Regions from separate parts of the Homo sapiens genome. Here region 1 is linked to region 2. Evidence: chromatin loops called from intact Hi-C (ENCODE). Cell type or tissue: IMR-90. All regions are shown on one strand. Links, peaks and the distances in the headings refer to the core of each region. The heading gives the core; the rest is flanking DNA. Region 1 overlaps SSH2 (slingshot protein phosphatase 2). Region 2 overlaps SSH2 (slingshot protein phosphatase 2).

Region 1 (16,471 bases), core at 5,667-8,166, 62 kb after region 2:
GTCTAGAAAACCCCATTGTCTCAGCCCCAAAGCATCTTAAGCTGATAAGCAACTTCAGCAATGTCTCAGGATACAAAATTAATGTGCAAAAATTGCTAGCATTTCTATACACCAACAACAGGCAAGCAGGGACAAATCATGAATGAACTCCCATTCACAATTGCTAAAAAAGAATAAAATACCTAGAAATACAGCTAACAAGGGAAGTGAAGGACCTCTTCAAGGAGAACTACAAACCACTGCTCAAAGAAATCAGAGAGGACAGAAACAAATGGAAAAGCATTCCATGCTGATAGGAAGAATCAATATCGTTAAAATGGCCATATTACTTAAAGTAATTAATAGATTCAATGCTACACCCACTAAACTATCATTGACATTCTTCACAGAATTAGAAAATCTATTTTAAAATTTATATGGAACCAAAAAAGAGCCTGAATAGCCAAGACAATCCCAAGCAAAAAGAACAAAGCTGAGGCATTACACTACCCAACTTCAAACTATACTACAAGGCTACAGTAACCAAAACAGCACAACACTTGTACAAGAACAGACACATAGATCAATGGAACAGAATAGAGAACTCAGATATAAGACCACACACCCATGACTGATGGTGGCAACTGCTCCAGTCAGCCTGCCATCACTTGCCCAGCAGGGAGGTGTGGCTGGGGCTGCATGCTCCAAGACGCAAGCAGGAGCCCTGCTCTCCTGGGTGAGGCTGCAGCCACCCAAGTTGTAGCTGCAGGTCTGAGCCTCCTTGTGCTTTTGGGGAGCTGGGAGCAGGCAGGAGCCACCACTCCTCAACCCAGATGTGCCTGCCCCTGCTGCCTGGCTTCTCCCTGCTGTCCACAACTGCTCAGATCTTGGAGCAAAGTCAGGCGAGCCTGAGTGTCATTGAACAGCAGTGGGAGGCAGACAGAGTGCCAGGTGGAAGGGGGCGGGTCCCTGGTAAGGTCCCTCCCTCAGGCCAGGGAGGGCCTGTGGGCTGGGGGCTGGGCTGCCAGTCCCATGGACCAGAGTGGAAACTGGTGCCTTTCTCAGGACTGCCCATGGGCCAATCTGCATGCACTTCCTCACCTCTGAGGCCCATAAAACCCTGGGCTCAGCCAGAGCTGAGCAGACAACTGAACTGGATGACTAACTGCAGAAAGGAGCTACCCTCTCTGCTGAGAGTTTCAGAGACCTGCAGAGATCACCAAATGACCTGCCTGCAGAGAAGAACTACCCTCTCCAGGGCCTCCTCTCTGATGAGAGCTGAACACTCGATGGATGACCTGCCTGCCTACAGAGGGGAGCTACCCACTGCGGGTCTCCTCTGAGCAGTTGTAAACCTAAATAAAGCTCTTCTTCGTCTTCTTCACCCTTCATTTGTCTGCATACCTCATTCTACCTCATTCTTCCTGGATGGACAAGAACTCAGGCAAAGGCATAACTGGCCACAGAGGTTTCCAAAAATTGACACCCAAAGATCCCGTAACACAACCATCTGAACTTAACCTGACAAAAACAAGCAATGAGGAAAGGACTTCCTAGTTAATAAATGGTGCTGGAAGAACTGGCTAGCCATATGCAGGAAATTGAAATTGGACCCCTTCCTTACACCACATGCAAAAATTAACTCAAGATGGATTAAAGACTTAAATGTAAAACCCAAAACTATAAAAACCCTAGAAGAAAATCTAGGCAATACCATTCAGGATATAGGCATGGACAAAGATTTCATGACAAAAACGCCAAAAGCAAGTGCAACACAAGCAAAAACTGACAAATGGGATCTAACTAAATTAAAGTGCTTCTGCACTCCAAAATAAACTATAATCAGAGCAAACAGACAACCTATAAAATGGGAGAACATTTTTGCAATCTATCCATCTGATAAAGGTTAATATCCAGAGTCTACAAGAAACTTAAACAAATTTAAAAGAAAACAAACAAACAACCCCATTTAAAAAGTGGGCAAAGGACATAAACAGACAATTCTCAAAAGATGACATACATGCGGCCAATAAACATATGAAAAAAAGCTCAACATCACTGATCATTAAAGAAACGCAAATCAAAACCACAATGAGAAACTATCTCATGCCAGTCAGAATAGCTATTGTTAAAAAGTCAAAAAACAGATGCTGGTGAAGTTGTGGAGAAAAAGGAACATTTTTACACTGCTGGTGGGAGTGTAAATTAGTTCAACCATTGTGGAAGACAGTGTGGCAATTCCTCAAAGACTTAGAGGCAGAAATAAAATTTAACCCAGCAATCCCATTACTGGTATATACCCAGAGGAATATAAGTCATTCTGTTATAAAGATACATGCACACGTATGTTGACTGCAGCACTATCCACAGTAGCAAAGACATGGAATCCATCTAAATGCCCATCATTGATAGACTGGATAAAGAAAATGTGGTACATACATACCATGGAATACTATGCAGTCATAAAAAGGAATGAGATCATATCTTTTGCAGGGAAATGGATGGAGTTGGAAGCCATTATCTTCAGCAAAGTCACACAGGAACAGAAAACAAAATACTGCACGTTCTCTCTTATAAGTGGGAGAGAACATGTGGGACACATGGTGGGGAAGTACACACACTGGGGCCTGTTGGGGGTGGAGTGGGGGGAGGGAGAACATCAGGAAGAATAGCTAACGTATGCTGGGCTTAATACCTAGGTAATGGGATGATCTGTGTGGCAAACCATCATGGTACATGTTTACTTATGTAACAAACCTGCACATTCCTGCACATGTATCCCTGAACTTAAAAGCTGAAGGAAAAAAAGAAAAAAAATACATTGTCTATTTTCCTTAGGCACTAGAGAGCAGTCTTTCGAATATACAAGCTCTGTTATGTTTGTTAAAAGAATGAGTCTTATTGCCCCATGGCCTAGAGCTCCTTAACTAACTGAAATCTTCCAAATAAAGAAAGAAAAAACTCAGTCCAGAGCCAAACTGGCTATTCTTCATCAATATCTGGCCTTAAAAGTGTTCTTACTTTTAAAGACTCTAATTCTTCTCTCCCAGATAAAACTGCCAATCAGTCAGTGTCAAAATGCATCAACCCTGACAAAACCTTTTTTTTTTTTTTTTTTGAGACAGGATCTCACTCTGTCACCCAGGATCTGGGTTTCAGTGGTGTGATCATGGCTCACTGCAGCCTTGACCTCCTGGGCTCAAGCAATTCTCCCACCTCAGCCTCATGAGTAGCTGGGACTACGGGCATGTGCCACAACCCTGGCTGTTTTATTTTTTGTAGAAATGAGGTCTCACTATGTTGCCCAGGCTCGTCTTGAACTCCTGGCCTCAAGTGATCTTCCCACCTCGGCCTCCCAAAGTGCTGGGATTTTGGCGTGAGCCACTGTGCCCAACCCTGACAAAACCTTAATTACTTTATAATCCTTTCCCTAAATTTTTCACTAAACATTTCCCCAAGGCCAGGTAATCCATCTGTAATGATAGCACTTTGGGAGGCTGAGGTGGAAGGATTGCTTGAGTCCAAGAGTTCAAGACCAGCCTGGGCAACATAATGATAACCCATCTCTCCAAAAAAATAAAAAATAAATTAGTCAGGTATGGTGGTACACACCTGTCTTAGTCCTGCTACTCAGGAGGCTGACGTAGGAGGATCACTTGGGCCCAGGAGATCAAGGCTGCGGTATACAGTGAGCCATGATTGTGCCATTGCACTCTAGCCTGTGCAACAGAGGAAGACCCTGTCTCTTAAAGAAAAGTTTCTCTGGCTGGGCGCAGTGGCTCATGCCTGTAATCCCAGAACACTGGGAGGCCAAGGTGGGCAGATCACTTGAGGTCAGGAGTTCCAGACCAGCCTGGCCAACATGGTGAACCCCGTCTCTACTAAAAATACAAAAATTAGCTGGGCATGGTGATGTGCACCTGTAATCCCAGTTACTCGGGAGGCTGAAGCAGGAGAACTGCTTGAACCTGGGAGGCGGAGGTTGCAGTGAGCTGAAATCACGCCACTGCACTCCAGTTTGGGCAACAGAGCAAGACTCCATCTGAAAAAAAAAAAAAAAAAAAAAAAAAAAAAAATTGGCCGGGAGTGGTGGCTCACGCCTGTAATCCCAGCAATTTGAGAGGCCAAGGCGGGTGGGTCATGAGGTCAGGAGATCGAGACCATCCTGGCTAACACGGTGAAACCCCATCTCTACTAAAAATAAAAAAATTACCCAGGCGTGGTGGCGGGTGCCTGTAGTCCCAGCTACTTGGGAGGCTGAGGCAGGAGAATGGTGTGAAGCCGGGAGGTGGAGCTTGCAGTGAGCCGAGATCGTGCCACTGCACTCCAGCCTGGGTGACAGAGCAAGACTCCGTCTCAAAGGAAAAAAAAAAATTTCTCCAAACCTTAGCTTTAAAGGATTTATTATTAAAAACTATACTCTATCCTACTGTAAAAATAGCTTGGGTTTAAGTTTTAACATGACTTCTCTTATAGGAAATTAGAAAAATCTCTAAAGATATATAACTAGGAGAATAAATTTCTATGTATCTTTCCAATTAACTAGACCTGTCCCCCTTTTTACTAACAAACAATATTTCCGGGTATCATGGCAATGCTTGTATAGCTATAAAAATGCCAAAATCAAGTTTCCACGAGACCTAGTTCTATAACCACGGTAAGATTAAAAAAAAAATAAGGCTCAGTAGCTGAACTTAATTAACTTTAAATGAATAAATCATCCAATCACAGATGAATGAGTCTCAAGGGGCAGTAAAAGAAAAATTATCACAGGTAAGGGAGACTGCTCAATATTTAAAGACTTGAAAAAGCATAAGCTAATTATAACTCAGACGTTATAAATGCCATACCTTAAATTTCCATGATCACATAGTAGTGAAATTTAGCTGTTTTCTTACTATTAAGACTATCATGGAACCAGGTTGTACACACAGATTCTTAGGAATTCCCAAATATAAGAGTTAAATTATATGAAAAAGTTACCAGTATTTGTTATTTCCAGTGCTTACACTGAGCAAAAAAACCACCCCATTACCAACCTACCACATCACTGTATGAGTCACCTTAAAACAAGATTTTCCTCCTTTGTTAGAAACAAGACAGTCTTATACCTAGCAACAAGTGATAAGGTACAAGTACGACTTTATTTTCAGTAAAGTCAGCACCTGACAGCACTTGAACAAAAGCATATTACTATTCTTAGAGTTTTATTCTATCATTGTTGTTGTTATTGTTGTTGTTTTTAGAAACGGGGTCTCACTCTGTCACCTAGGGTGGAGTGCACTGGCATGATCACAGCTAACTGCAGCCTCAACCTCTTGGACTCAAGTAGTCCTCCTGCTTCAGCCTCCCAAGTAGCTGGGACTACAGGTGTGTGCCACCACAATTGGTTAATTTTTTTATTTTTTGTAGAGACGAAGTCTTGCTATGTTGCCCAGGCTGGTTTCAAATTCCTGGCCTGAAGCAATCCTCCTCTCACCTTGGCCTCCTAAAGTGCTGGGATTACAGGCTTGAGCCACCATGCCCAGCTCACTGTTATTCTTACTTTTAAATGTTGGATCCTCAAGAAAAATGTTCAGAGGGTACACCCCTGCCCATTGTAACCTATAAAAAAAAATTTCCTTTAAGAAAAGGAAGGCCCTATTTGTCTTCCTGTATGGCAATGCTGCAGATACCTAGGCAATATTTATGCCTTACTCTACATATGATTCATTAATTTGAGCACCACAATCTGACCCAAGCAACTGAATTCCCAAAATAACAAATACACATTTATTCAGAGAGTAAGTGTACAAAGATTATATCATTATATACATAATACTTTTTGTCAATAGTATAAGATCTTCTTAGACATATGTGTCAACACTGTAAAACAGATCATTTGTAACTGTTTATGGTTGCATAAGCTTTGGATGAAAATGGTTAACATCCTTGATGAATGACTCCCAGATGAATTTTATCATTAAGGTTTCCTGACATCTTGCATTCTACTTAATACCACTTTGTCTTTTGAAATCTTTACATCATCAACTTAAAACAAAGCATTATTTTTTGCTTTTGAAATCAAAATATTCATTTGTGTGAATGATATACTTCACAATTCAAACTGAAAAAAAATAAAATTTGCTTATTATTTGTATGGGATTGTGTTAATTTTGGCCCATAAACTTGGAAGCAGTTATGTTAGCATTTTCCCTTGAAATATAATTGATAATTCTATATCCTTATCTCTGAAATGGTGACATTATTCCCTTGGCCATATTCATGTCTTAAAAATCTTGGCTGATGTGGCAGAAAAAAAATCATCATTGATCCATGCTGTTGAAGCCCTGGACAACCTCCATTTCTTCATCCTCAAATATCACATGCTACACCTATGGTAACAGTAACAGTTACCATTTATTGAAGGCTTAAAAGGGCTAGGTGCTATGCTAAGCTGAATATGCGCTGGGTAGAAAATAAACATGAATAAAAATGTAAGTTATATTTTAGTGCACATGATCTTACCTGCCATTCCACTCAACAAGTGTAGGTAACAAAGTAAGCATGAGATGGAAGAAACTGTGCCCCTCAGACAGTCTCAGTTACAGAGTTGTATGCCCAAAACCATTTACTTTGTTCTTTGTGAGGGATTTAAGAGATTTTTTAAGGATAATTTTTACTGTATTTGATTTTTGCCCTATATGCTCACTTTAGAATCCTAAGGTGGGACTTCACTGTATCACACTTGGCCCTCATAAATGACTACGTGAGGTAGTATACAACTATAAGCCCCATTCTACAGAGACGGAAACACCAAGAGAGGTTATGCAACTTGCTTGGCAGAGACAGGATTCCAACTTAGGTTGTTCTGATTCCAAAACCTCTGCACTTAATTACTATGCTATATTGCAATGTTATATATCAATTTTCCAGATAAGAAATGGGAGGCTCAGAAAGATCAAGCAAACTTACCCCCAAAAAACACTGCTAACAAGTCTCTATACCAGGACTTAAACTCAAGCTTTCTAATTTCAACTTCCTTGGCCATATAATAAAATGACTGATAGAAGCTAAGAATCAGTAGTAGAGTAATGAAATGGAAGGAAAATATATTGTTTATAGTGTCTACACATTGGTGACTCACTAGTTAAATCTGGGCCTCAGATATGTTCTGTTTAGCCTTCAAGATATAGTTCTTTAAATCTGTATTAGTTGTTATACAAAGTGTGACAATAGCTATTCCAAACATTCTTATCCCTTGCTGTCACTCAATGATTAAAATGGAAAGCCATATACTTACTTTCCCAGGCTCTATTGCAACTAGAGTAGGCCATGTAACCTAGTTCTGGTAGGAGACTTAAAGAGAAAGCTACTGGGAATGAGCAGTTGGTTTCTGGGAAAATTTTTGCTTCCTAATGAATGGTACAGCCACTGCTGGCACTGTACCTTTTACCCCTTTCTGCAACAAATATGGATGTACTGCCAGAGCTACAATAGCCATCTTTTATGTGGAAAAAAGCAGAAAGATGGGAATCAAATACACTATTAATGGCAAAACAGGAAGATATAAACAACTTAGATCTTTATGGTATTGCTGAGCTAAGTTAGTCCTAGACTATATGTATCTTCAAATTTATTGTTAGATAAACCATATTCCTACTGTTTAAATTTGGTCTTCTGTTACTTACAATCAAAATAATTTCCAGCCAATTCAGTTGCCAACATTTAAAAATCAGAGGATTTCAGACAGGCAGAGTGGCTCACACCTGTAATTTCAGCACTTCGAGAGCCTGAGGTGGGAGAATGGCTTGAAGCCAGGAGTTTGAGACCACCCTGGACAATATAGTGAGACCTCATCTCTACAAAAACTAAGAAAAAATAGCTGGGTATGATGGTATGCAACTATAGTCCTAACTACTACTCAGGAGGCTAAGGTGGGCAGATTGCTTGAGCCCAGGAGTTGAAGGCTGTAGTGAGCTACGATCTTGCCACTACACCCCAGCCTGGGAGACAGAGTGAGATCCTGTCTCTAAAGTCCACCCCTCCCACCAAAAAATATCAAAAGATTTCATATAATCTGCTAATTACTAATGTTTCTCGAGATATAAGACTTTTCTGGCAATACTGGGTCTACACAGAGTCACACTGGCAGCCTCTGAAGACAGAGCTCATAGTCTCCTACTTACCACAGATCCTATTTGGCCAGCTTCACTAATGTATGTCATCTGCCAAATCTTATAGCCACACTTAAATGTACAACTTCCTATATCTCAATCTAAGTCTGGTCTAGAACCCAAGTGGCCACCTGAACACCTAGCATTAAAAAAAAATCTCCAGCCAGGCACAGTGGCTCAGGCCTGTAATCCCAGCACTTTGGGAGGCTGAGGCAGACGGATCACCTAAGGTCGGGAGTTTGAGACCAGCCTGGCCAACATGATGAAAATCCATCTCTACTAAAAATACAAAAATTAGCCGGGTGTGGTGGCACACATCTGTAATCCCAGCCACTTGGGAGGCTGAGGCACGACAATCGCTTGAACCTGGGAGGTGGAGGTTGCAGTGAGCCAAGATCACGGCACTGCACTCCAGCCTGGGCGACAGAGCGAGACGCCATCTCAAAAAAAAAAAAAAAAAAAAAAAAAAAAAAATATATATATATATATATATATATATATATATATATCCAATTTCTACTAAAGATGTAGTAAAGGGCTTTTACACTAGCAAAAGCTCTCCTGAAACTGCCCAAGAGGTAAGCTGTTCTGACCTTTATTCTTGGAGCCAAACTCTGGCAATTATTTAACAGTAAAATGGGCAATTAAAGTAGTCAATTTTCCAGTTATGAAATTCTGTGAACCCCTAGGAAGCAATATTTATGAATAAATCCCAAGATTCCAATAATAAAGAGTCCAAGAAGCTTCCTATATTTCTTTCTTTTTTCTTTTTTTTTTGAGACGGAGTTTCATTCCTATTGCCCAGGCTGGAGTACAATGGCGCAATCTCGGCTCACCGCAACCTCTGCCTCCTGGGTTCAAGTGATTCTCCTGCCTCAGCCTCCTGAGTAGCTGGGATTACAGGCAAGCACCACCACGCCGGCCTAATTTTGTATTTTTAGTAGAGACGGGATTTCTCCACGTTGGTCAGGCTGGTCTTGAACTCCCGACCTCAGGTGATCCGCCCGCCTCAGCCTCCCAAAGTGCTGGAATTACAGGCATGAGCCACCGCTCCCGGCCAGCTTCCTATATTTCTTACATAGAAGTGGCAAGGCAATATAAAACCACAGCATCTAAAATCCCCCAAGCAAGAAAATAAGGTTGTCATTTGGTAGTCTCAGTAGCAAAGTAAGCTTGTACCACCACTGCACAGTCCTAGTGAAGGGTTTAGGATTCCTGTATCCAAAGCTATCTTACAAGTGTATATCTTATATCTTATATACAAAGCAGACCTTACAAGTCACAGTTGAGGTGATGTTCTGAGACATTTCAAGGAGACTGTCATTTAGGATAAACTGCTTGACTTTCACTACAAGCAGTTTCAAGAAATGACACACCTATCTCGACTGCCAAAAGACTATTTCTGGCCAGGTGTGGTGGCTCACACCTGTAATCCCAACACTTTGGGAGTACAAGGCAGGAGAATTGCTTAAGCCAGGAGTTTGAGACCAACCTGGGCAACACAGCGAGACCATGTCTCTAAAAAAATAATAATAAAAAAAGTAGGCAGGTGTGGTGGTACGCACCTGTAGTCCCAGCTATTTGGCAGGCTGAGGTGGTAGGATGGCTTGAGCCCAGGGGGTTGAGGTGAGCTATGATCATACCACTGCACTCCAGCCTGGGTGACAGAGAGAGACCCTGTCTGAAAAAAAAAAAAAAAACAAACAAAAAACCCCAAAGAGTATTTCTTGTCAGTTCTTCAAACAAACATTAATAATTTAAATGAAGAGCCAATTATTTTAAAATCATTCAACTGTGCCCAATGAGCATTAAATGAGGATGCAAATGTCCAATGTAAAAGTTCATTGCATCTCTATCTAAAAAGAATTTTAATAGCTTTAATGGTAGCTGTAGATAACAACAAACAACAGTTCTATCTTCAAATATACTTCATTACACATGACTTCATTACCATTACCAAGATGGTCATGCCACTTTCAATCTAAGGTGTACTGTATACAACTTCTCATAAAATAACACGAGAGAAATATATATTTGACAAATATATATTTGCAACCATAAACAGTTACAAATGATCTGTTTTACCTAACCAAACTTCCTTTACAGTCAATACAGTTTCCTTTAAAATTTAATAGAAAACCATGGAATCAGCATAAAAATGCTCAGAGTTGTGAAAGTTTCAGTTTGTATAGACAGGTCAAGAAGACAAATTAGCATATTATGTTCACAGAAAACTCAGTGTCATTTTTTTCAGTACTCAAAGAAGAAATAGGTTGTTTCTATTTTTTGATAGGATTCAATAAAAACTGTAATCTTAAAGCAACCAAAGCTTGAACCAAAGATCTCTTGTTATATTATATGTGAGTTCATTCACATGTTCTCCTATTGTTGCTTCAGACACTTATAGAAAAAGCACATTCAGTTGCTTTGGAAATGCATCTAAGAGCAGCATTCAATTTCAACTGCCAACTGCTCGTAATAGCTGGATTAGACAGATCATTCTTCTCACCTATTGTTTCCCTTTACAAAGATATATTTAAACCCATGAATACACTCAGTGTCTTTGGATCTCCATATTTTAAAAAAAATCTGGCAATTTCTATTTTGCCACATGATTTATAGTCTCAATCACTAAAAATACCAACACATTCATTCTATGATTTGACTATACAAACTAAAGTGACCACTTGCAACGATCTGTCCCACTATATTGAAAAACAGTCAATGGATTAATATGCTGCTAAGCATAGCCTATTAAATTGATAAACTTTCAAGGGAAGAAGAATTTTAAAGATTACAGTTGGATTAATCATTCTGTATGGTGCTCCAGGGTCATCACAAAATCAAACACAAAAGACTTTGCTGTGGAAATTGGCAACTAAAACAAAGATTCTCTAATTAAAAAAAAATGAAGCCATTATGAAATAACAAAAATTTATTTTTTTAAATTTTTTATATATATATTTTTATTATACTTTAAGTTCTAGGGTACATGTGCACAATGTGCAGGTTTGTTACATATGTATACATGTGCCATGTTGGTGTGCTGCACCCATTAACTCGTCATTTACATTAGGTATATCTCCTAATGCTATCCCTCCCCCCTCCCCCCACCCCACAACATGCCCCAGTGTGTGATGTTCCCCTTTCTGTGTCCAAGTGTTCTCATGAAATAACAAAAATTTAAAAAGCGATAAAGAGAAATTAAACTCTGAAATAGGCTTTCCATGTGAATTACATTGTCATAAAAAAAATAACTTCCCCACCAAATTTGTTATAATGAAAAAATTGCTTAATAACCAAATAGCAACCCTAAATCACCATCATTATAAAAATGACTAATACTTTGTGAATACATGTTTATTTGGTGCCAGGCATGGTGCTAATGCACTCCCTGGCTTAACACTAACAATATTTTTGTGAAAGAAGTACCATATTGCCCCTATTTTACAGGTGGGCAAACCAAAGCATAGAGCAGTTAAGTGACTTGTCTAAGTCTAGCAAATTATAAACTCAGGATTCAAATTTAAGCAGACAGTTTTCCAGACCCTGTACTGCCACTGCATCATGTTGTTAAAGATTTTTTTTTTCTTTCTTTTTTTTTTTTTTTGAGACAGAGTCTTGCTCTGTCACCCAGGCTGGAGTGCAGTGGCGTGACTCACTGCAACCTTGGCCTCCCAGGCTCAAGTGATACTCGTGCCTCAGCCTCCAGAGTAGCTGGGATAACAGGCGTGCACCACCATGCCCAGCTAATGTTATAGGTATTTTTGAAGTCCTAAGGAGAGAAATAAAAATACTTTTAGGGCTTCTCCACCCTCATAAGGTTTATGTTAGGATAACTGGCAGGTAACATTTTTATTCTAAATCACAATCACTTTATCAAACTCCAAAGAATCAATGAGCTTCCTTAATAGATTAAGATAATGTACTACAAGATGCTAACACGTGGTTTATCCTAATACTTGCCTGAGATGTGCTAAATATTGTAATTATGAAGAAAAGGCTATCTCAAATTCCTACTGTTTCTATTTGTGTCTGATGGAACAATAGGAGAATCACTGCTCCAATCAGCAAGCTGCATGGAGGTGTCTTCTTTAACTTCAATAAATATAATTTCTTACATTTCCTGATCTGTCTGTAGCAGTAAAAAAAAAAAAAAAGGGTTTGTCAGGTTTTTCCCTTTTTCTTTAAGTGAGGAAAAGTACAGAGGTGGGAGAGCAAAGAATAGGTGAGGGGCAAATACCCACAAACACACACTTTCCAAACATAGAAGTTTCAAATCTGGCTGCCATGTCTTAGATAACAGTATCTTATAATAATCATTCAGTAGAAAAAAAAACTGGCTTCTAATTATAAATGAAACTGAAAGGAATTAATATCTAGAAGGAAAAAATTTATCTCATTTTGCTAACTGCAAAGATATTTTGCTCTTCCATCTTTTCCAATTTAGTTTTTTCCAAATTCCCTGACCATTATCCCCTTTGGAACTGATGTTTTCTTCACATGTACACATTTGGTTTGTGCCTTTCCCACTGCTCACCATACGAGGCAATTAAACATGCTTAGTTTATAGCTGCCTTCCCCACCAGTCTTGTAAATTTGAAGGCAAAGGTAATGCCTTATATCATCCCTCAGTGTTTGAGAAGGCTCTCAACAAACTTCTGCTGAACTGCCTTCATATCAAGTACTAAGGCAGGAGCAGCAAAATGACACAAATTGCAATGATTCAAACTATGGCAGGGCAAATCTAAAACTAAATGATTAAAAAATAGAATAAATCCCATCCTGGCTAACATGGTGAAACCCCATCTCTACTGAAAAATACAAAAAATTAGCAAGGCATGGTGGCGGATGCCTGTAATACCAGCTACTCGGGAGGCTGAGGCAGAAGAATCACTTGAACTCAGGAAGCGGAGGTTGCAGTGAGCCGAGATTGCGCCACTGCACTCCAGCCTGGGCGACAGAGCAAGATTCCATCTCAAAAATAAATAAATAAATAAATTTTAAAAATAGACTAAATCAGGCCAGGTGCATATGGCTCATGCCTGTAATCCCGGCACTTTGGGAGGCTGAGGTGGGAGGACTGCTTGAGCCCATGAGTTTGAGACCAGCCTAGGCAACAAAGTGAGATCCCCATCTCTACAAAAAATAAAAAAAATTAGCTGGGCATGGTGGCGTGAGCATCTGTGATCCCAGGTACATAGGAGGCTGAGGCAGAAGAATCCCACTTGAGCCCAGGAGGTTGAGGCTGGAGTGAGCTGTGTTTGTACCACTGCATTCCAGGCTGGGTGACAGATGGAGATCCTGTCTCAAATAATCAATCAATCAATCAAACAGTACTTTGATTGACACTGAGAAGGTAACACCTAAGGGCAGGGGGGTGGAATTTAGTAGTTGCTTTCTGACTCTGACAAAGTTCAAATCCCAGCTCTGCCATTTCTAGCTGGGGGAGTCTAGACACCTCCCTGAGACTCAGTTTCTTCATCTGTAAATTGAGAACAATAATAGTACTACTTCCAATGGTTATTGTGATGCCTATTTAGTGCTGAACCCAGTGTCTACAATCACAAATTTGCACAGTCACTTTAAAGAAAAGCCAACTGTATTCAAGGTAAAAATAAGGGTGCAGATGTTAAAATTCAGAAGAAATTATCTTTACTTCTCCAGCCTTATTTTCTGCACTTTACATGGCATCAGCACTGTACTGCCTGTGGTTCCCAGCATATATCATGCTATTTGTAGCCCTGTGCCTTAAGTTCTTGCTTAATAATGTTTCTTTTGACTGGGCACTGTGGCTCACGCCTGTAATCCCAACACTTTGGGAGGCTGAGGTGGGCAGATCACTTGAGGTCAGGAGTTCAAGACCAGCTTGGCCAACATGGCGAAACCCTATCTCTACTAAAAATACAAAAATTAGCCAGGTGTGGTGGCCTGTGCCTGTAGTCCCAGCTACTCGGGAGGCTGAGGCAGAAGAATCACTTGAACCCGGGAGGCGGAGGTTGCAGTGAGCCAAGATCGTGCCACTGCACTCCAGCCTGAGCGACAGAACGAGACCGTCTCAAATAAAAAAAAAAAAAGAATGCTGCTTTCCCTCCTGCCACTCACCCCTAACCCTCTGTTTGCTGACCAATTCCCACTCACTCTTCAAGGCTCAAGTTATAAGTCCTTGCTGGCCTTCTTCCTCTTTCTCAAGGCTTATGTATTTGTGACAACTACACTGTAATCTACTGACCTATTTAATATCAATCTTTCTACTTCTACTGTAAGCTTCCTGAGGTTAGAGACTAACTGGCTGCTGGATTCCCAGCAGTGGTATAAATGAGTAAGTAAATAAATATGTCTCAGACACAAAAAAGGTACTAAATAAGTTTTTCAGAAAATTAAATCAAACAGTTCCATAAAAACTAAGCTGGAACAGAGTATTATCTCTCCCCATCTGTTTCTAAGCACATCCTTTCCCACTCAATAAATGAAGTACTTCCCTCTATCTTTCAGGAAGTCTAGGGAACCATGGGACCTTTCATTACATTTCAGAGCCACGAGTACCTCACCAGACTTTACCTTGAGAGGAAAATGAGGGGCACTGTGATCAGTAGCTTTGCTGCTCAGATGGGCAAGAAAATGCAGGGTAGTTTATAAAGGTATCTGAAGAGAACTCAGTGCTGAGAAACAAAGGAAGGGAATGTATGAGATCACCTGCACAAAATAGCACTCACTAAATACTTCTGATTAACAAGATTCTTAAGGTTTTACTCATGTACATCCAGCCTCTGGCATATTTCAGGTTGGGCAAAGGGGCTCATCAAGAATTACACTTTTTTTTTTTTTAATTGGAAATACTTTCCCTACTACTAGGTTTACTGAATGGAAAAACTACAGCTAGGTGTTTTTTTTTTTTAATGGATTAACAAATAAACATAAAACATGGACATGTGAATAGCTTCAAAAGGCTAGGCACTGCTGCAGACAACACTACAGCAGGCATTTAATGGAAAAACAGTAAATCTTAAGCTGCTGAAACCAGGAGTGATTTATTTATTTATTTATTTTCTGAGACGGAGTTTCCCTCTTGTTGCCCAGGCTGGAGTGCAATGGCGTGATCTCAGCTCACCACAACCTCCGCCTCCCAGGTTCAAACCATTCTGCCTCAGCCTCCCGAGTAGCTGGGATTACAGGCATGCGCCACCACACTCAGCTAATTTTGTATTGTTAGTAGAGACAGGGTTTCTCCATGTTGGTCAGGCTGGTCTCGAACTGCCGACCTTATCTGCCCACCTCAGCCTCCCAAAGTGCTGGGATTACAGGCATGAGCCACCGCGCCCAGCTATCAGGAGTGATATTTAATGGTGAAACCTAGGAAGGCAGTGCTGCACAGTGTCTTTTTCAGCGTGAGCATAATCTAGAAACTGCTCCCTCTCACTTAAAGCCGGATAGGAAAGATGAGAAACCTGAAGATACTTTTTGAGGACCAAAGGCCTTCTCTTTTTCTGGGCTTCCCAGGTACTTGAGTGAAAATTCAAAATGTAAGCTAGTTTAAAGTTTATTTTCTATGCATGCAATTTAATAAATACTAAGTAATATATGCTAAACTAACTAAATTCCTATGAGACTTGCAATGGAACTTCTATGGAACACCTTATACCTGAATTAAGTATTTGGGAATTTAGTACTTCCCAAGGAGGAGTTCCACACCATTGGAAAAAAGGAGTGACTGTTTCATATAATGAACTAAGAAAAGCTGCTATTTGGAATAAAATAAACATAATCCTTACTTCACATCATGTAGTAAAATTAATTTCAGACAATTAAAAGATATAAAAATAATACTATAAATAGCTTTAAAACATATAGGTCTAAATTTTTTCAATAAGTAGAATATTTCTATCCTTATTGACGGAAAAGTGAACTAAGAAAAATAATTTTAAAAACCCACACACAAGACTGGATTGATGGCATTAAAATTTTGTAAATGTCTGTATATACAAATGAATGAAATAAACAAAACAAAATGGCAAATGAAAAACCAGAGGAAAATTTGCAACATAACAGAAAAAGGTTAATATTCTTAGTATATAAAGAATACTTACACATCAATATGAAAAAGTAAATAGCCATGAAGAAAGCTGGGCAAAGAACATGAACGATTTACAAAACAAGGAATATATAATAAAACATATAATAGTAAATATTTGAAAAAATGTTTAGCCTCTAATTTTTAAAAATGTAAATTAAAACAACAATAAAATACTAGTGATTAAGAGAAGGGGTTGTGAGGTCAGACACCAGGCCTATAATCCTGGACAATTCACTTCACTTATCTGAGTCTGTATTTTCTT
Region 2 (16,471 bases), core at 6,589-9,088:
CAAAAATTAGCTGAGTGTCATGGCAGGCACCTATAATCCCAGATACTTGGGAGGCTGAGGCAGGAGCATCTCTTGAACCTGGGAGGCGCAGGTTGCAGTGAGCCGAGATCACGCCACTGCACTCCAGCCTGGGCGACAGAGTGAGACTCAGTGTCAAAAAAAAAAAAAAAAAAGATCATCAGGTGATTCTAATGGGCAGCCACAATGAGAACCACTGAGTTAAATAAGGCTAATTTCAAAAATAGCCTTTGTACCCAAGATTACTACAAATCTTATTTCTCCTCAAATGTCACTCAAGAGCGTAAGATTTTTAAAAGAAAATTATTTCTCATAATAATTATTCTGGGATAAAATCATTGAGCTATGCTTTCTTACATCTTAACCTGGAACAAAATAAGTTTAACATCACATTCCTATTAGTGTAAATTTGCATCAGACCCCTTCCAAAGTAAAAAATAAGGATATTGTTCATGGTAAAACTATGTTTGCCACTAGCAACACTTTTTTTATCTTTTTTCTGACGATGGGCCCTAACAATCTCTCTACAATGCAGCAGAGGTGATGCAGAAACAATTCAAGTAATCCTAAACTCCTGTGGGGCAGCTGTTTGCTATTGGCCAACTGGCCATTTGAAACTCATAATAAAACTCATCTTCTTAGCACCAAATTTCCCTTTTTCCCCCCTTTTTCTATTTGTGTATGTTGGCTACTGAAAGGTGTTCTGCAAATGAGTCTGAAAAAATAAACAGAAAATACACATGGTACAGATAGCAGAAACGAAGAGAGTAAATACAAATTATCAGGAATGACAGGACGTGCTTGCTGTAGGCTTAAACACCATCCCCACCTTCCAGCTAACCAGTTTGTTGTTGTATCTGGATGTTCATCCACTACTATCTTGTTTTTGCTTATAATCTCTAGAGATTTACAAAAGTAGATTTAATTACTATAGCAGGCTGGGCGCGGTGGCTCACACTTGTAATTCCAACACTTTGGGAGGCTGAGGTGGGCAGATCACTTAAGGTCAGGAGTTCGAGACCAGCCTGGCCAATATGGCGAAACCCCATCTCCACTACAAATAAAAAATAATTGTTAAAAATAAAAAAAATTAGCCAGGCATGGGTGGTGCATGCCTGTAGTCCCAGCTACTCAAGAGACTGAGGCATGAGAATCGCTTGAATCCAGGAGGTAGAGGCTGCAGTGAACTGAGATCGTGCCACTGCACTCCAGCCTGGGTGACAGAGGGAGACTCAGTCTCAAGAAAAAAAAAAAAAAATTACTATAGCAGTTTCCCCCTCCTAAGTGTAGTTTTCCTTTCTGAGCTAACCATTGTTTTCATCGTTCCAATACACTACATTCCAAAACTTAAAACATACAAGAACAGGATATCTCAGAAGAACCCTGAGAATTGAAGTCCTTTCTATCTTCAATCTATAAGGACTGGCTACTCCACATCAGGCCTTGAATTAGGGTTTACCCTAATGTTGATAACTTTTAAAAATTCTTAAATCCTTCATCTTGAACTTACTATTAGGCTAAATCTTCTCTCTCTCTCAAGCCATTTTTCCACTCCCCAAATGACTCCATGTTAAAAATCCCATAGAAGCTGATTATCAACAAGGATATTGTATTCTGAGACACTGTCCTTCCCTAGAAGAGAATGCAGATCTATAGTCTAAAAATGTAAAAATATTCTAAACCAAATAATTCTTACATTTTAGACTTTCTTTGCATCTGCCTTTTCCACATTTGATTCTAGGGGGTGGCTTTTTCTTTTCTTTAATAACACAAAAGGCTAACATCTCTTCCTTTCACTGGGCTATTCAAACATAAAAGCTTTTTTCTGATTGCACAGAATATAATATTATATCCTTCAAGAATATAACAAACCAAGCAAAGGAATGAAACAGACCATAAAAATAGTATGACTATTCTATATATGACCTTCTGCCTGTTTGGTTGGGTAGGGGTTGGGGTGAGAAGACCAGGGAAATGAGATAAATAAGTTTTATTTTTAGGAAATAAACTAATATAACAAATATTTTCCTGACCACCAGGCTGGGGAAGAAATAGCCCTACAATGGTAAATGAATCCAGTTGTTCCTAGGAGACCACCCATAAGCACAATAATTGGAATCCCAGCTCATCCAGAGCTTCTTCCTCCTTTTAGGTAGGATAGCAGTGGGTACAGGAGAGGGAAATGAAGAGAAGCCTCAGGAGTCTCAGTGCCTGTTGCAGTCACTAGCATCCCAACCTGCTCTAGTCACTGCCTACATTCCTTCTTATCTGAAGCCAAGGTGAAACTCCTGCAGCTAAAGCCAGTATCTTCTTTCTCTGTGACTTCTTCCAGTCACACTGTTACCTTTCTCTGGGGGCAGACAGATCCTCTCCCCATTATGGAGACCTCTAACAAACCTGTGCACAGTAGAGGGAGCAAGTAGCTGCTTCTATCTATTATCTGGTTTCCTGGAGACTGAGTGGGATCAGAAAAGGGGCAGGGGCCTCTCTGCACTCCTGCCTTCTCTTCCAGGAAAGCCCCAAGAGATCTAAGGCAGCCAGCCCTCCAGCCAAATTGGCCTCCAGCCAAATTTATTTCCACTTATCCAGATTTCTTCTCTTCTTCCCACATACTGCATGTAATGATTTTCTCCTTTCCTTTTCAGGGCTTTCCACGAATAGCCATAAAACTAATTTGTGAAGTGTAGATTATACTTTCTCTAAGGGCCCCTACTCCCCTGGGCCCAGTGATTTGCACATGAGTCAATCAATACTTGGTGAATGAATGAATTATGCAGAAGCAAATGAATGAATAAAACTAACCAAAGTTCATACTTCTGTTATCCCAAAATTGAAGAGAAAGTTCTTCGACGATTGACTTTATCTTCTACTCTTCTTCTTTACATCAGTATTTCTACTTCAAATACTTATCAAGATCCCATACCACTTCCTTTGCAGAAAACTAAGTAATGGAGATTTCAATCATTTTGCTCTGCAAATAACTGCCCCCCACCCCACCCCCAAGGTTAAGGCTTCAAATTACAAAGAAGCTCTTCAATTCCATTTGACATGGGGGTGGGAACAGGGAAGTGAGAAAAGGGGGAAAAAAAGGTGTGGGAAATACTCCCTGAAAAAACAAAACAGGAGGAGGATCTAACACCTTTAAAAAGCCAGCCAAGTACATGAAACAACTTTTGCCTCTTGAGGAAAAGACGACAACAAATCTGACTTAAATGAATGAAAGGCTTGGCAATAAAATAAAGCAACCCAGAGTAATCTATAAATACATATACCCAACTAATTGTTTCTCTTTATTTTTTTTGGAGACAGAGTCTGACTCTGCTGTCCAGGCTGGAGTGCAATGGCATATCCTTCCGCCTTAGCCTCCCAAGTAGCTAGGACTACAAGTATGTGCCACCATGCCCGGCTAATTGTTTTATTTTCTGTAGAGACAGGGTCTCGCTGTATTTCCCAGGCTGCTCTTGAACTCCTGGGCTCAAGTGATCCTTTTGCCTTGGCCTCCGAAAGTGTTGGGATTACAGGCATGACCCACCGTGCCTGGCCCCAACTAATTGTTTCTAAGGGAGAAAAACCATTAAAACTAAAGTTACCTTTTCCCCACGCGTCCAACTTCATGAAAATATTCTTCATGTAGATTCCCATGCACTAGTCTCTTTGAGACAAAATCAGTCGAAATAATATGCCAGTATAATAAGTCCAGAGGACTCCACTGCAAACTGAACAATTTTTTTTTTTTTTTTGAGATGGAGTCTTGCTCTGTTGCCCAGGCTGGAGTGCAGTGGTGCAATCTTGGCTCACTGCAACCTCCACCTTCTGGGTTCAAGCAATTCTCCTGCCTTGGCCTCCCAAGTAGCTGGGACTACAGGCATGCACCACCACGCCAGACTTTTGTATTTTTAGTAGAGACGGGGTTTCACCATGTTGGCCAGGCTTTCTCAAACACTTGACCTCAAGTGATCTGCACACCTCAGCCTCCCAAAGAGCTGGGATTACAGGCATGAGCCACTGTGCCCAGTCTGAACAAAATAAATCTTATAGGATACCATATAAGGAGACTGGTACATATTCCATCAATGAGGTTGCCCACTGGTGATGAGCTCATGATGGCTATCAGCTGAGATTTCATGTCAGCACTGCTCCTGCTTATCACACAACACTGGACAAAGATTATAACCTTTCACCCTCAGTTTGTCATCTGCAAAATACTGATAATAAGTGTTCACATGGATTTATCAGTTAACGTTTGCAAGCACTAGGAAAATGAGCACCACTCCAGCTATTAATGAATCACAATAACTTAACTCATGCCATTCCAGATTCATCAACACTGAATGAAATGCAGTTGTGTAAATAAATACGTGAATGAGGTCCTGAAATGGTAACTGCATTCACTGTGACATGAAGATGAGGAAGCCAGCCTAAGTGCAGGTAGTAATATGGTGATATACTTGAGACACATCTTACTTCAAGAGATAGTTTACATTAGTGAAACTTCAACAATATGTATGGAGTGCTACTATGAGCAATAAATATCCTGATACAGACAATTCATTTTTTATGGTCAAGGTTTGTAGAACCTAGTTTTGGTGACAGCTACCTGTTGGAAGAGATCAAGTCAAGTAAAATTATAGAAAACAATCAAATCTGTAAAAAACAATACAGTTTTGAAATGTGTTATGATTCGGTTTATATAAACTCTACTTTTTAAAATTTGTGAAGTAGGATTCATTCTATACCAAGACACAGAAAAAAAATGTCCAAGTGGGAAAAAGGTTTGCTATGTTTCTAAACTTCAGTTTGATACAAGGCCATCTTGAACCTCTCATAAAATAGGGGGGAAAAATTCCAAGAGCGGCCCAGTCTCCTATGGGTATAACAGTCCAAAAATATGCTTGAATAAAGTCTTTCCTCACAGTGCCATCCCTAATCTGCACAAGCTTCACAGTAAAGGGCAGTACACCTTAAAAAAAATCAGGTTGTCACCAAGTCTTCAACTTAGAGCCAGTGAGAAGCAAATAGATAAAAATGTCAGGCATCTGGGCTGAAAGGTGAAGCAGAGGGCAGAGACCAGGGCCTCTCACAAAGAGCTGGTCCTCTCTATTTCTAATTTTCATTAATACAACTGGGACGGTGTCTGCATTTTTGTAGCCGACCCCCTCAGGTTTTTTTGAGGGAGGGTGGTGCTCAATAGGAGACAGTTATCTAAATGACAGTTGGAGAGCTCATTAGTTTTCCTGACCCACAACTCTTCCCTTCACTTCCCTCCAGAATACTTCCAACACCCCTTTAAGGTAGAACAATGTGTATGAACTAATAAGGCAAGAGTCCAGCAGGACTTGTTTTCTGGTCACAACACTGCTGAACAAAGTAGGATCTGTTCCAGATGGGATAAAGCAAAGAAACTGGCCAAAACCAGCAGACTGTGACAAGGGCAATCCCTGGCTGCCCTCATTGCTCATTAGCATGGACACTCCCACCAGCATCATGACAGTTTACAAATGCCATGGCAATGACCCAGAAGTTACTGCCCCTTTCCTAGAAAGTTCTAAATAACCCACCCCTCAATTTGCATTAACCTGCCCCTTAATTTACATGTAATTGAAAGTGGGTATAAGCGAGTATATATACAGTTGCCAAGAGCCCACACGTTGCAGACTCTGGGTACACTATCTATGAGTTAGTGCTGTTCCACAAGGAGCAGTACTGTTCAATAAAAGATTGCTGTCTAACACCACAGGTTTGCCCTTGATTTCTTTCCTGGTGAAACTAAGAACCCTCCTGGGCTAAGCCCCAGTTTGGGGGATTATCTGTCCTGCATCACTACTAGGCCATTCAATACTCAGGGGGAAGTTCACTTATATCTCAGGATATACTGAGAATTTCCACTGCTCATTGCAACACACAAAAATAAGTCAATTTAAGTTGTTCTCTAACTTCAGCCTGACTCTTGTGGGTAAGTAAGCAGGAGGTCAGATGGGATAAGTAAAATTTATAACATCCCATGAAATGTAGTTAGATAAAGTTCTACATTTAAGATGATCAGGTCGGGTTTCCAGTCCAGTGATTATAACACTATTTGGCTTAACATTATCAATAGCTAAGACATGTGAGGCCCATGTACGTGAGGAATAAAGGCCCTGTGGCAGCACCAATACCAAGCAGTTGCCACAGGGAAAAGAATAATACTATTGACCATTAAAAAAATGTGTGCATGAGGGGAAAAAAATCCCACAAAAAGAGTCACACTCTTTATTGAAGGAGACTCACTCAAGGTTCCAAGATGCCACATTTTTTCTACTTTGATAAATAACTTTTGAGTGGTCATTGCCATGGCATTATGCATATAAATGTACCATACTGTTTATATATACACTCATTCTAAGCCACCTATTTGCCTTCCCAGACATTTGGCTGAATGGGGTCAAATAGATAAAATAATAGGCACTATATCAGTTGCATTTAATAGCCAAATTTACCCAATAAGATTTTACTTGAATCACCAAAGTCTGTATAAAAACATATACCTACGTACATTGGAATCAGTAAAGATTTCTGATTCTTCACATTCACAGCAAAGTAATGCTGCTGATTCACTGTCTTCCAAATGAGAGCTCTGTAATACAAACAAGATCATTTCAGAGATCCAAACGAATGGGCCCATAAGCACGAGGGGAAAAGCAAGCTGAAATCACTGAGTCAGTGGTGTTAGCTCACAGGTGAGAAGCTGCAATTCTGATTAGTGATGGCTATTTTGAGAGAACACTGCCAACAAGGTGACTGGTTAGTTGATTGAGGAATGCTTGATCAACTGAAGCATTTCCTATGGTTTCCCGATTTGGGGAAAGAGCCAGCACATCTTTTTCTGTAAAGATGGTGCTGCTAGCCGGGCACAGTGGCTCACGCCTGTAATCCCAGCACTTTGGGAGGCGGAGGCAGGAGGATCACAAGGTCAGGAGATCGAGACTATCCCAGCTAACACAGTGAAACCTGGTCTCTACTAAAAATAGAAAAAATTAGCCGGGTGTGGTGGCCGGTGCCTGTAGTCCCAGCTACTCGGGAGGCTGAGGCAGGAGAATGGCGTGAACCCGGAAGGCTGAGCTTGCAGTGAGCCGAGATCGCGCCACTGTACTCCAGCCTGGGCGACAGAGCGAGACTCCGTCTCAAAAAAAAAAAAAAAAAAAAAAGATGGTGCTGCTAATCCTTTGTAGTATGTACTCTGAACTCTTCTCAGACTGGGGATAGATTTGTGTTCATTTATCTTCACATCCAAAGATACACATTTGATGTATTTGTTTAGAGATAGGCTATAGAATATAGCATAGGGCCTGATTACGGGATCTAACTCTTAGCCTAGCCTCATTAGCTCTCTGCTGCCAAGTGTTCATATGAGCCAAGAGACAGGCCAGGCACAGTGGCTCATGCCTGCTAATCCTAGCACTTTGGGAGGCTGAGGCAGGCAGATCACCTGAGGTTAGGAGTTTGAGACCAGCCTGGCCAACATAGTAAAACCCTGTCTGTACTACAAAAAAAAAAAAAAAAGTATATATATATATATATATATATATTAGCCGGGCATGGCAGTGTGTGCCTGTAATCCCAGCTACTAGGGAGGCTGAGGCAGGAGAATCGCATGAACCCAGGGGGCGGAGGTTTCAGTGAGCTGAGATCACGCCATTGCACTCCAGCCTGGGTGACAGTGCAAGACTCCATCTCAAAAAAAAAAAAAAAAAAAAAGAGCCAGGAGACATGCCCTACCCAAGTCCCCCAACAGGCACCAGAAAACAATTTAAAACCTTTTCTTCTGTTCTCTAATCTCTTTCTAAAAATCTGTCTAGAAGACAGACAAGGAAAATAAGACAAAGGAGTGAAATAATTAGCTGGTAACATAGGAGTATTTTTCCCTATGACTAACAACTCAAAAAAGGGAACAGAAAAGGCTCCAACTCTGACTCATTAGATTCTATTCAAATGTTTGCTGTTTAGCTAACAGCAGCTGGAAACTGAGTTATCCCTACATGGATCATTGATGCATAAGCTTACGTCATTAAAACTTCTCACTACCAGTGGCTGAAACTTATAACTACTTCATGGCTATCCTAGTTGATTCCTACTTTAATTTTTCACAGGTAGGGCTGTGTTTCATCTAAAGTATACCCTCAGAGATAAGAGTTTTAGAGTGCAAATAAACTTAAAGAAAGTAAAGCTCAGAGTTACTCTTTCTGATAACAGCCTTGCTCCTGGTTTACTTCCTTCTCATTTTTTTTCTACTCTGACCCTTTGTCTACTTTTAGTTTTCTGTCTTAAAACCAAGTCTCATCTGGCATTGTCCCTCTCTCTTCCTCTTTTAGAAAATAATCAGAAATAACCAAATATTTAAAATCATTGTTGCCCGAGCGTGGTGGCTCACGCCTATAATCCCAGCACTTTGGGAGGCCGAGGCGGGTGGATCACGAGGTCAGGAGATCAAGACCATCCTGACTAACATGGTGAAACCCCGTCTCTACTAAAAATGCAAAAAATTAGCCGGGTGTGGTGGCGGGCGCCTGCAGTCCCACCTACTCGGGAGGTTGAGGCAGGAGAATGGCGTGAACCTGGGAGGTGGAGGTTGCAGTGAGCCGAGATCGCGCCACTGCACTCCAGCCTGGGCTACAGAGCGAGACTCCATCTCAAAAAAGAAACAAACAAACAAAAATTATTGCTAAAAATCCTACAAATGTAAAGTCTTTTTAATTCTTGTTCTCTTATATTTTGGAGGGGGGAGAATAAGAACATTTACTCTCCATCTAGCTTAAAAAATATATAAAATATTTGAAGACTTCTGGAACTCGTATTAGGAAAGCTAAAGGCTTAATAATAAATATTTGAAAGAATTAAAATGGTAGAGATCAGAGCTGTTTTCAATCTTCCCAAGCTCTCATACTACAACAGATAATAATATAGATAATACTAAGCACATCAAAAGTGGCTTGTCATTGTCACAGTATAAAAACTAGAGAGAGGCTGGGCACGGTGGCTCACACCTGTAATCCCAACACTTTGGGAGGCGGGTGGATCACCTGAGGTCAGGAGTTCAAGACCGGCCTGGCCAATGTGGTCAAATCCCGTCTCTACTAAAAATACAAAAAATTAGCTGGGCATGGTGGCGGGCACCTGTAATCCCAGCTACCCTGGAGGCTGAGGCAGGAGAATCGCTTGAACCCAGGTGGTGGAGGTTACAGTGAGCCAAGATCATGGCCATAGCACTCCAGCCTGGGCAATAAGAGCGAAACGCCATCTCAAAAAAAATTAATAATAATAATAATAATGATAAAAACTGGAGAGAGCTTGAGCCCAGGAGTTGGAAACCTGCCTGGGCAACATAGTAAGACCCCATCTTCATGACAAAAAAAAAATAATAATAATCAGCCAAGTATGGTGGCACACCTCTGTAGGCCTGGCTAGTTGGGAGGCCGAGGTGGGAGGATAACTTGAGTTTAGGAGTTCGAGGCTTCAAGTGAGCCATAATTGTGCCACTGCCATCTGGCCTGGGCAACAGAGCTAGATCCTGTGTCCAAAAACAAAACAAAACAGACCTGAAGAGAGAAAAGTAAAAATTAAACCAAATTACACTAGTTAAGATGTTGCAGCTTTCATTCTTATAAATATTTCAGATGTCCACACTAGCTCTTTCAAAATGACCTTTCGGCTGGGCACGGTGGCTCATGCCTGTAATCCCAGCACTTTGGGAGGCCAAGGTGGGTGGACCACCTGAGGTCAGGAGTTCGAGACCAGCCTGCCCAACATGGTGAAAACCCGTCTCTACTAAAAATACAAAAATTAGCCAGGTGTGGTGGTGCTCAATCGTAATCCCAGCTACTGGGGAGGCTGAGACAGAAGAATCACTTCAACCCGGGAGATGAAGGTTGCAGTGAGCCAAGATCACGCCACCAGAATGGGTGACAGAGTGACACTCTGTCTCAAAGAAAAAAAAAATGACCTTTCAAGAAAGAGGTCCTGTAACCACACTTGCATTCCTAAAGTTATTTTAAGACTTTATATATATATTCATCAATTGAAACAATTCATTAAGATACAAGGTATCCATTAAAGTGGGCTGATGGCATTACAACATAATTGGTTCATGGAACAATTGTTTACTTGCAACCAACATATTTAGTTCTAAATTAAATTCTGAGAAACCTAAAGGAAGACAAAGGACAAAGGTCAAGTTCATTTCCCTGCCTTCTGAAACCTGGTAATTTTTTTTTTTTTTTGAGACGGAGTCCCGTTCTGTCATCCAGGCTGGAGTACAGTGGCGCAATCTTTGCTCTCTGCAACCTCCGCCTCCTGGGTTCAAGCAATTCTCCTGCCTCAGCCTCCCGAGTAGCTGGGACTACAGGCGCGTGCCACCACGCCGGCTAATTTTTTGTATTTTTAGTAGAGATGGGGTTTCATGGTGTTAGCCAGGATGGTCTCTATCTCCTCACCTCGTGATCCACCCACCTCGGCCTCCCAAAGTGCTGGGATTATAGGCGTGAGCCACCATGCCCAGCCAAGACCTGGTAATTCTAATTCCTGAATTGTTTCCGGGTTCTGCAGAGTGAACAGTCTTTCTCATGAGTATATGGCTTATTCCAAGATTGCAAGGACGAATTAATATTTAGGACCTCTACTAAACTACACAATTATTTAAATAGATGCTAAAAAGCGTTTGACAAAATAGTCATTTCTGGTTTCAAACATTTTTAGTAAGCTAGGAATACAAAATGCAGCCTTAATTCACTGCAGAGATTTTTTTTTTTTTTTTTTTCCAGAGTCTCACTCTCTGTTGCCCAGGCGGGAGTGCAGTGGCGCGATCTCTGCTCACTGCAGCCTATGCCTCCCGGGTTCAAGTGATTCTCCTGCCTCAGCCTCCCGAGTAGCTGGGACTACAGGTGCACACCACAACGACCGGCTAATTTTTTTATTTTTAGTAGAGACAGGGTTTCACCATGTTGACAAGGATGGTCTCCATCTCCTGACCTTGTGATCTGCCCACCTCGGCCTCCCAAAGTGCTGGGATTACAGGCATGAGCCACCGCGCGCGGCCTAGGTGGGCTTAATTATACATAGCAACTCTCAGTGGTAGGCCTTTACCTCAACCTTGTTGCCTGAATTTCATATTGTAAATTCCCTCAATGTTTCTTCTAGCATGAAGGTGGTGATCTTCCCCAGTTTGTAGTGCAGATACCAATTCTCTTTTCTTTATTTTCTTCTTTTGCATGTCCCTTTGGCAGGAATTTTGAGGAGGGCAAAGTCAAACTCATATTCTTGCATTGGATGTATCAAGCCCAAATCTTAACTAAACTGAGTTCATATCCTGGTTCTGCCACCTACTAGCAGTGTGATTTTGAGCACATTCCTTAATTTCTTTGAGCTCAGTTTCCTCATCCATAAAAATGGACACAACAATAACATCGATCTATTAGGGTTGTTGGAAAGACTGTATGAGAGATAACATAAGAAAAGCATTTAGAGACTTAGAGCCAGGTGTGGTAACATGTGCCTGTAGTTCTAGATACTCAGCCGCTCTAGAGGCTGATGAGGGAGGACTTGAGCCTGGGAGTTCAAGTCCAGCCTGCACAACATAGCAAGATAGGTGTCTCTACCAAAAAAAAAAGTAATTAAAAAAAGCACTTAGAATAACTTAGCTTCTGATGTTGCCACTATTACTGCTGCTTCTAATAATAATAATAAATATTACTGTAATAATATTAATCTCCTTCCTAGATGTAAAAGGCTTATACATTTGGGTTAAAATTTTCTTTCAAAGAAACTTTTGTCTTCAAGGGAAATTTTGCTTATATCAAGTCTTAAGTGCTTTTCATTCTTAAAGACAAAATCATATTCCCTACATAACCTGGAAGCAACTGAGCTCACAATGAGTCATTCATTGCCATTTATTGTACCCCTACTGCGTATTAAGCACTTTTCTGGGTGCTGAATTATTAGTAGCTAAGGTAAAACACCAAACAAAAAGGGAAAGGTAACTGAACAGGTTACAAAAACAGTTTTTTGCTTTTTATGGGGACGCAAAAACTACAAAGATAAGATATGACTTGGGGAAACATGTCCCTTTAGCTAAGTATTGTGTGGAGAAAAACAGGGGTTAAGATTGTTGGTAAGAAAAACATCTGCACCATAACAAGAAGTTTCAATCCAGAACAGCTTCTAAGGAACAATTATAGTAATAAAATGTTGCAATTTTTATATGGACTGTATGATGCAAGAACTCATGTACTAAGAAGGAGGTTTTCAAGAGTGTAAAATCTAACTTGTTCAGTTACCCAACAATTTACAAGCAGAAGTCTTAAGAAATAATCCCACAAGAGGCCGGGCACGGTGGCTCACACCTGTAATCCCAGCACTTTGGGAGGCCGAGGCGGGTGGATCACCTGAGGTCAGGAGTTCGAGACCAGCCTGGCCAACATGGCAAAACCCCGTCTCTACTAAAAATACAAAATTAGCTGGGTGTGGTGGCAGATGCCTGTAATCCCAGCTACTCGGGAGGCTGAGGCAGGGGAATCACTTGAACCCAGGAGGCAGAGGTTGCAGTGAGCCGAGATTGCGCCACTGCACTCCAGCCTGGGAGACAGAGCAAGACTCCATCTAAAAAACAAACAAACAAACAAACAACGAATAAATCCCACAAGAGTCAAAACCTGTTGCCCTGTTGTTACTGTTAAGTCTCTTTTACCCTATTCTTGTTATAGATTATATGGTTTTAAGAGGCAGAGAACATTTACTATTTCTTTCCTCTTTCCTTTTTTCCTCCATCTTTCATCCTCTCCTCTTTTTTTTTTGTATCTTTTTTTGTGGTTCTAAGTGAATACATTGCAGGTGTACTTAAAAAAGCTAGTGACTGAAAATGTACTATTAGACATAGGCTGGGCGTGGTGGCCCATGCCTGTAATCCCAACAATTTGGGAGGCTGAGGCAGGCAGATCACTGTAGCCCAGGAGTTTCAGACCAGCCTGGGCAACATTGGCAAAACTCTGTTCTCTACTAAAAATACAAAAAATTAGCTGGGCGTGGTAGCATGCACCTGTAGTCCCATCTACTCAGGGGGCTGAGGTCGGAGGATCGCCTGAGCTCAGGAAGTTGAGGCTGCAGTGAGCCGAGATCACGCCACTGCACTCCCGCCTGCACAATAAAGTGAGATCCTGCCTCAAAAAATAAAAAGAAAAATATACTATCAGACATCAAACAATAAAATATATTTATACCCCAAAGCCCAGCAACTTTGGGAGTAAGCTTTTAATCCTTTAAAGGCCAAGACATACCCTGGCACTTAGGTGTAACTGCATTGACAAAGCAATTTCATAGTCTGTGTCTGATCCAACTAAGGAAATTCTCTAAAGTCTTTGCTCAAATTATACATTTAAAAACAATTATTTCAATTCTTTCCTGTATCTACTGAGAGAATGAAGACCATTCTTGGCAATCAGACTATTGACATTCCAGAAAATGCAGACATCACTCTGAAAGGATGCACAGTTATTTTGAAGAGCCCCAGAGGAAGTTAGGGAGGGACTTCAATTACATCAATGTAGGATGCATTCTCCTTGGAAAAGAAGAGGCGCTAGGTTGACAAATGATTGGGAAATAGAAAGGAAGTGGCTACTGCTTGCACTATTTGTAATCATGTACAGAACATTATCAAGGGTGTTACACTGGGCTTCCATTACAAGATGAGGTCTGTGCATACTCCTTTCCCCATCAACTTAGTTATCCAGGAGCATGGGTCTCTTGATAAAATCCAAAATTTCTTGGGTGAAAAATACATCTGGATGGTTTAGATAAGGCCGGGTGTTGCTTATTAAGTTATCTTAAGTCCAGAAAAATGTATTAATCCTTGAAGGAAATGACATTGAGTTTGTTTCAAATTCAACTGCTTTGATTTAGCAATCCACAACAGTTAAAAACAAAGATAACAGAAAACTTTCAGATGATCTGTATGTCACTGAAAAAGGAACAGTTTAGCAGGCTGATGAATAAGATCTAAGAGTTGTCCAGCTACAGCAACAAGATACTGTATGGTTGATAAGACCTGTTTGTGATATTTTAATGATGCATTAAAATACCTCTATTACAGCTGGGCTTGGTGATGCATGCCTGTAGTCTCAGCTATGCAAGAGGCTGAGGCGAGAGGACCATTTGAGCCCAGGAGGTTGAGGCTGCAGTGAGCCGTGATCCCACCACTGCACTCCAGCTTGGGCAACAGAGTGAGACTCTGTCTCAAAAAACAAAAACAAACAAACAAAATCCCCAAAAACAATTATTTTAGTATGTAACACATATATGTGGTAAACAACTAAGAAGGTGTCAAAGAGTATTTTTAAGTCTTCCTCCATCCCCGTCCTCCCACCTACCACAACCCCATTCCTAGAAGTAATCACTATGCCAGTTCCCAAGGAATCCTTTCAGGATTATTCTGTGTACATACAAGCATTGTGTGTGTAGATGTTCTTTCTCCAAAATACACAAATGAAAGCACACTGCACCTATTTTTCTGCCCTTGCCTTTTAAACTTAGTATCTTTGTTTCACTATTTTTTAAAAACTACATAACATAAAAAATAACATAACATAAAATTTACCCATGATTCAATTACCTCCTACCGGGTCCCTCCCACAACATGTCGGAATTCAAGATTTGGGTGGGGATGCAGCCAAACCATATCATTCCACCCCTGGCCCCTCCCAAATCTCATGTCCTCACATTTCAAAACCAATCATGCCTTCCCAAGAGTCCCCCAAAGTCTTAACTCATTTCAGCATTCTACTGGTACCAATTTACTGTATTAGTCTGTTTTCACGCTGCTGACAAAGACATACCCGAAACTGGGCAATTTACATAGAAAGAGGTTTAATTGGGCTTACAGTTCCACATGGCTGGGGAAGCCTCACAATCATGGCAGAAGGCAAGGAAGAGCAAGTCACATCTTACATGGATGGCAGCAGGTAAAGAGAGAGCTTGTGTGGGGAACTCCTTTCTTTAAAACCATCAGATCTCAGGAGACTTATTCACTATCATGAGAACAGCACGGGAAAGACTTGCCTCATGATTCAGTTACCTCCCACCAGAGTTTCCCTTCTACAACACGTGGGAATTCAAGATGAGATTTGGGTGGGGACACAGTCAAACCATATCAACCATCTTAACTGATTTTTTTGAGACAGAGTCTTGCTGTCACCCAGGCTGAAGTACAGTGGCATGATCATGGCTCACTGAAGCCTGGACCTCTCAGGCTCAAGCGATCCTCCCATCTCAGCCTCCCTAGTTGCTGGGACTAAAAATTACCACACCCAGGTAATTTTTAAAATTTTTCTGTAGAGATGGGGTCTCACTATGTTTCCCAGAAAGGCTGCAAACTCCTGGGCTCAAACAATCCTCCTGCCTTGGCCTCCCAAAGTGTTGGCATAAGCCATCACACCCGGCCCCATCTTAACTATTGTTAACTGTACAGTTCAGTATATTCACACTGTTGTATAGTCAATCTCTAAAGCTTTTTCATCTCAAAAAACTGAATCTATATCCACCAAACAACTCTTCATTTCCCCCTATTCCAACCCTTAGCAACTACCACTCACTTTGTTTCTATGAGTTTTGACTTGTCTAGATAATTCATGTAAGTGGAATCATACACTGTTTGTCTTTGACTGAGTTATCTTACTTAGCATAAGGTCCTCAAGATACATGCATGTTGTAGCATGTGTCAGAATTTCCTTCCTAAGTCTGAATAATATTCTATTGCACACATATGGCATTTTGTTTATCCATTCATCTGTTAAGACATTCATTTCATTGTTTCTGATTGCTGCAAATATTTCATTGCAGAGATATCCCATGATTCAGTTAATCAGCCTCCTACTAATAGATTCAAGTTACTTACAATTAAACTCATTTTCTAATATGCTATAACAAATTACCACAAACTCGATGGCTTAAACAACATACATTTATTATTTTACAGTCTAGAGGCAAGGAGTCCTAAAATCAAACAGGTGGCAGACCTGTGTTCCTTCTGCAGGATCTAGGGGAATGTTACAGGCTAAATTGTGTCCCCTAAAATTCACATGTTTAAGTTTCAATCCCCAGTATCTCAGAATGTGGTTGTATTTGGAAACGGAGCCTTTAAAGAGTAATCAAGTTAAAATGAGGTTTAGTAACCTAGGGGTGGTTCCAATATGGGTAGGCCCTAATCCAATATAGGTGGGCCCTAATCCAATATGACTCATATTCTCATGAAAAGAGATTAGGGCCACATGTAGTGGCTCATGCCTATAATCCCAGCACTTTGAGAGGCCAAGGCAAGAGAATCACTTGAGGCCAGGAGATCGAGACCAGCCTGAGCAACATAGCAAGATGCCATCTCTACAAAAAAATAAAAACAAAATAGCTGGGCATGCCTGTCGCCCTAACTACTCGGGAG

The links. A loop is a pair of places that touch in the nucleus more often than their neighbours do. Peaks named below come from ENCODE experiments on the same cell type or tissue, not always from the same donor. Only the 100,000 strongest peaks of a DNase experiment are listed, where the experiment ranks them.
Region 1: a loop joins it to region 2, with 2.0 times the contacts of the local background. A loop is called at or near these places in 10 of 110 quality-filtered maps.

The regions. Positions count from the first base shown.
Region 1 is chr17:29,904,740-29,921,210 of GRCh38, forward strand. The region is part of intron 1 of SSH2 (slingshot protein phosphatase 2); the gene reads right to left. Among named protein-coding and RNA genes, the nearest start is that of SSH2, 17 kb to the right of the region's middle. In IMR-90, for the core only: no CTCF peak of the experiment used is centred there; a DNase peak (open chromatin) is centred at 7,192.
Region 2 is chr17:29,842,299-29,858,769 of GRCh38, forward strand. SSH2 (slingshot protein phosphatase 2) reads right to left here. Exons shown (of 16, transcript NM_001282129.2): 2 at 6,551-6,631. It also overlaps the pseudogene RPL9P30. Among named protein-coding and RNA genes, the nearest start is that of SSH2, 80 kb to the right of the region's middle. In IMR-90, for the core only: no CTCF peak of the experiment used is centred there; DNase peaks (open chromatin) are centred at 6,633 and 8,003; H3K27ac peaks cover 632 bases.